Regions from separate parts of the Homo sapiens genome. Here region 2 is linked to region 1. Evidence: chromatin loops called from intact Hi-C (ENCODE). Cell type or tissue: IMR-90. All regions are shown on one strand. Each heading gives the region's core, and the rest is flanking DNA. Links, peaks and the distances in the headings are about the cores only. Region 1 overlaps IPO11 (importin 11). Region 2 overlaps IPO11 (importin 11).

Region 1 (2,935 bases), core at 436-2,935:
AGGATCTAGAACTAGAAATACCATTTGACCCAGCCATCCCATTACTGGTTATATACCCAAAGGATTATAAATCATGCTACTATAAAGACACAGGCACACGTATGTTTATTGTGGCGCTATTCACAATAGCAAAGACTTGGAACCAACCCAAATGTCCATCAACGATAGACTGGATTAAGAAAATGTGGCACATATACACCATGCAATACTATGCAGCCATAAAAAAGGATGAGTTCACGTCCTTTTGTAGGGACATGGATGAAGCTGGAAACCATCATTCTGAGCATACTATCGCAAGGACGGAAAACCAAACACCGCACATTCTCACTCATAGGTGGGAATCGAACAATGAGAACACTTGGACACATGGTGGGGAACATCACACACCGGGGCCTGCCGTGGGGTGGTGGAATGGGGGAGGGATAGCATTAGGAGAAATACCTAATGCAAATAACAAGTTAATTGGTGCAGCCAATCAACATGGCACAATTATACATATGTAACAAATCTGCACATTGTGCACATGTACCCTAGAACTTAAAGTATAATTTAAAAAAGAGAAAAAGAGACAACCAGACATTGTGTGTCACATTGCATGTGTGCACGTCATACAATACAGAACAATACTTATAATGTATTCTTGCCATCCCTGCCCTATCCCCCACAAAAAAGCCTGAAAGTGACTAAACCTCTACATCTAACTACCAACTTATAAGAAATATGGGAGGAGAAGTGTGAAGACTAAAGAACATGTTAACAAAAAGCATGTGGCGACACAAGCAATCAAATTCAAAACATGAAAAAGTACAGAAAATTACCTGTTACCTCAAGAAATAACAGCAAGGAAATAACTTTGGAACAGATGGAAAGGGAGCTGATGCAAGTTGAATCCTGATTCAAACAAACTAGAAAAATTCATGACACAATCAGAGAAATCTAAAATCTGACTAGATATTTAAATGATATTAAGAAGCTATCAGTATTTTTTAAATATAAAATTGTGTTAAGATCCTATTTAAAAAAAATAAAACAGGCCAGGTGTGGTGGCTCACGCCTGTAATCCCAGCACTTTGGGAGGTGGCAGTGGGTGGATCACTTGAGCCCAGAAGTTCGAGACCAGCCTGGGCAACATGGCAAAACCCTATCTCTACCAAAAATACAAAAATTTAGCTGGGCGTGGTGGCATGTGCCTCTGGTCCCAGCTACTTAGGAGGCTGAGGTGGAAGGATCACTTGAGCCCACAAGGCAGAGGCTGCAGTGAGTCAAGATCACACCACTGCACTCCAGCGTGGGTGACAGAGTCAGACCCCATCTCAGAAAATACACACACACAAAACAAAACAACCCTACCACTTAAAGACACGCACTCAAATATTTACAGGTAATACTAGATAATATCTGGGATTCGATTTAAAATAACCAGCAAGGGTGGGAGGGGAAAGCAGCACACAGACAAAGTAAGACTGACTGTGGCCATATGTTGATAATTGTTGCTGAGTGATGATGTCATGAAGACTCAAAGTTACTCAATTCTATTTATAGTAACTTTATTCTATTTTGAAATGTTCTAATTTAAAAAGCTTTAATAAAGTCTTAGAGATCATAAATATGAATTTCATAAATGAAATTGCTTCCAACATGTTAAGTAGAATAAATTACAGATACCATCTATCCATGTCATTACCTTAAGAAAGAGTTGAAAGAACTGAAAAATCTCACAGCTAAATAAATGTGTTTTCTAAAACAGATCATCTAAATAATGCTTTTTAAATTTTACTTATGTAACTGATATAGTGAGTAGGGACTGTGAGGCAGCAGAGCCGCAGGCAAGTGTCAGTGATATATACTGTATAGTCCTCTTTGACTAAGCACATCATCCTGTTTTACTTTGCTTTGTGTTTTTTTAAACAGAGAATCTTAGTCAATTTTATAATGTATCTTGGAAGATTAGGTGAACTTCTGTTGTTGAGGCTACTTGGAACAAGAGAAACGAAGACAACTGAAACTAAAGGTAATTACTACCTAAAACACAAAGATAAAAAACAGCTCATTTCTGCTCCTTTACTCCCCTCCCAGGGAATAAGCAACCCCTACCCTATTATTGAATCTTTAATTAAAAAGGGAAATAGATTACAGATTTAGTTGTTCCCACCTGTCTTCAAGTACCTATTTTAGTGCAAGCAGTCCCCAAGCTAGGTCTTTCTAACTGCTGTAACCCAATTATTTGCACTTCTCCCAATCCTTCAAGACCAAAATATCATTAAAAGTTAATGTTTTATAAAATGTAATTATACACACTGCCTACCACAGCGCACCCCCTATAATTCCACTCAAAAGATGCTTAGTATGGACGAAGATAGTCTGATGGTCATTCTGAATATACTGACTTCCTGTCTGCTACATTTGATCTACTTCTAGCTGAACTGCACTGCTATCTTCTTTATCTCCACTTTCTCCAGTGGGTCAAAGAATAATGAGCTTTAGAGGAATCAAATACTCTAATATTTATTAGAATTTATTTTTCATGTACCAAGGTGACTTACACTATGACACATGGTATGTAAATTTAATTATTATATGCATTCTAAAGTACATATAAAAGCAATTTTTAGCTTTCCTATAAGGAGTCAGAACATAGGTTTCCTTACACTAAAGTGAAAATGTATGGTTATAAAAATATCATTTTCCTTTGTAAATCTGAATATGTGTATTATATTTGAGAAAACAAGTTTTTAAAAAACTTACCACTTTAGTAAAAAGAATGATGGTCTTTTCCAGTCTATCTCTACACACATTATCTGTACCTATACTTCTACCTGTTAAAAATACATTTCAAATATTAGAAGTTAATAAGTTCACAACCAAGACAACATCAAAATTTTTACAAAAATAATATTGCTGGTTTTATTTTTGCATATTTTGCATTATGAATTCA
Region 2 (2,935 bases), core at 124-2,623, 70 kb before region 1:
GAGAGAGTCACAGAGGCAGATATCACCAGACAGTATTTATCTGTGAGTAGAAAGTAAGACCACCTGCCCATTATTAAATACATGTATAATTTCACTCCCATCTAAAACCCTACTAAAATTACAGAAAAAAAATTTTAAGAGGGGGAGCATAATTTTAAAAAGACAAGAGGAATGAGAAACAAACACTGAAAGCAAGAAAGAAATTCAAGAGGAAACTGACTCAAGTCAGAGAAAGCTGAATCCCAAGGTGTCAAAGGAGAAAGCTGACAGAAGCAACCAGATTTACTTCATATAACTTCTCCCCTTCTCCACTCCAAAAAACACAGAAAGTAGCAGAATCTTATACTTTTGGGAAGGAGAAAGGGGAAGCTAAAAATAAGAAGAAAGAAAATAAGACTGGTTGAAAGTCTGTCTAAGAAACAGAGTGCTAGATATTTTCAACTCTGTAGTATCTGGACAACTGATGCCCAATCCAGGAGAACGAAGAGAGTGTATTTTCTCTAAAGAGTCTAAAAGAGATTGCTTCCAGACTATAAGAGCCCATCAGTGCCCAATGGAATGCATTTAAATAAACTTACATTACGGCACCTCATTCTAAAATTTCATAACAACAGGAACAAGCAGCAGCAGCTACAAACTTGGAAAAGAAAGAGCCCCAAGGTGGGAGTCAGCATGGCTCTGAAGAGACTTCCTCAAGAAAATTAAAGTAACAGAATCCTTGATGTGTCTGAACATATTGGACATCTGTCAGACAGTTTAGTGAACATAAAAAAATTATACCAAAAAAAGGTAAGTATTACTTCCAGAGAATACAAAAGATTGTACAGAAAAGGAGAAGTAATCACAGCTGACTACATGTCTCAGCTTTGAAGAAGAAATAGAGGAATCATGACGTAAACACTGAATTTTGATTACTTGGAGGATGAAGGCACAGAGGAAGTGCAAAGGCAGTATCAATACATACTGCCTACAATTAACAACTCATGAAGGAACAACACAGGGGTGTTATTTACAGATCTGAACATAGATACAAAAGAATCAATTGGCTACAAGCACTAAAAGTGGTTGTCTCTGAGCAAGGAAAAATGGCAGAAAGACAGGTGTCTACAGTTTTTTTCTTTAAGAAACCTTATATATCTATCTAGTTGACTCTAAACTATGTCATATAAAATTCTGGTTAAAATTTTAAAAACAAAAGGGTTTGAAGAGAATTTATAGTAATAATACATAGCTGTGGCTGGCCCCAATCCATAGGAATCTTTACAGTTTTATTTAGCAGCAGGGAGGAGGGGGTTGTGGCAAGGGAGTACTTAGAATTAATGTAAGGATTAAATAATCCCCACATAAAGCAGTATCTGATTGAGTAAATAAATAACATAGTCGTATACACAAATATTTCAGGGATAAAACAGAGTTTTTGTGGTCTAAAAGGTCTGGAACCGTAGCTAGAGAAGATGAGAGTTTCTGAAAGAAAAATACCATTATCAGACTTGGGTGCAGAGGGTATGGGACAGAATCAAGAGAAAATTCAGAACTAGAACTGGCAACATATAGAAAAGCTGAACAGTGGACCAAAGGTGAAAAAGTCTTTCACTGCTTCTAGCTTTCCTGTTTGGTCAAATGGGTACAATTGTGATGTCAGTAATAATGATGACATTCCACTCTGACATGACGAATTTGAGGTGCCTGTGGGAAATCCATATGAAATGGTCCGATATTATTTCTCTTATAGTGAAAAATGCCAGGTCCTATAACCTTATTTCTATCTACTATTCATATACACATATGAGTTTCAAAATAACAATACCAATATTACTGATGACAATAATACTACTGAATGTAATTACAAACTTACTTTTTTTGTAACGTTACATCCCACCAGGGATGTACATGTGAAATACTATGTATTAAAATGACTTGAAATATTCTTCTCAAATAGCTGTGCCACCAACATCGTAACAGTTAGATTCAAATGTTTCAGTCTCTTTTGTATCTTTAGGAATTGTTTTTATTTTTCCCCCTAAATCATGCTTTACCTCTACATGGTTCCAAACTCTAAAATATAAAACAGATATACATCCTGACAGATCTAGTTTCACCCTCTCCTCCTCTTTTTGCTAGATAGCTACTTTAATTACCTGGTTTATTCTTCCACTGCCTTCTACTTTTTAAACAGAAGAAAACTAGAGACAATGCTCCTTACTTATATTCTCAAACTCATATAGCGATTTTCTTCATTTCTTTTTAATGGAATGCACAGTACTCCACTGTGTAACTGGACAAGGTGTGGTACTTCAATCATCCAATTACCTATTACTAATTGTTTTTTGACAACATTTTGTTATTACAAAAAGAACTTTTGCACTTTAGTTTAAACCCATTCCCTTTCGAAATACACCTGCAACAGATTGTGTGTGTGTGGTTTTTTTTTTATATACTTCAAGTTCTAGGGTACAAGTGCACAACGTGCAGGTTTGTTACATATGTATACATGTGCCATGTTGGTGTGCTGCACCCATTAGCTCGTCATTTACATTAGGTATATCTCCTAATGCTATCCCTCCCCACTCCCCCAACCCTACGACAGGCCCCAGTGTGTGATGTTCCCCTTCTTGTGTCCAAGTATTCTCATTGTTCAATTTCCATCTATGAGTGAGAACATGTGGTGTTTGGTGTTCTATCCTTGCGATACTTTGCTCAGAATGATGGTTTCCAGCTTCATCCATGTCCCTACAAAGGACATAAACTCATCATTTTTTATGGCTGCATAGTATTCCATGGTGTATATGTGCCACATTTTCTTAATCCAGTCTATCATAGATGGACATTTGGGTTGGTTCCAAGTCTTTGCTATTGTGAATAGTGCTGCAATAAACATACGTGTGCATGTGTCTTTATAGCAGCATGATATATAATCCTTTGGGTATATCTCCAG

Evidence for each region. Peaks named below come from ENCODE experiments on the same cell type or tissue, not always from the same donor. Only the 100,000 strongest peaks of a DNase experiment are listed, where the experiment ranks them.
Region 2: it touches region 1 in a loop (2.1-fold over the local background); 2 of 110 quality-filtered maps call a loop at or near these places.

What each region holds. Positions count from the first base shown.
Region 1 is chr5:62,476,564-62,479,498 of GRCh38, reverse strand. IPO11 (importin 11) reads right to left here. Exons shown (of 30, transcript NM_016338.5): 9 at 2,746-2,816. Among named protein-coding and RNA genes, the nearest start is that of IPO11, 65 kb to the right of the region's middle. In IMR-90, for the core only: no CTCF peak of the experiment used is centred there; a DNase peak (open chromatin) is centred at 1,498.
Region 2 is chr5:62,546,094-62,549,028 of GRCh38, reverse strand. All of the region lies in intron 24 of IPO11 (importin 11), which reads right to left. Among named protein-coding and RNA genes, the nearest start is that of IPO11-LRRC70, 31 kb to the left of the region's middle. In IMR-90, for the core only: no CTCF peak of the experiment used is centred there; no DNase peak of the experiment used is centred there.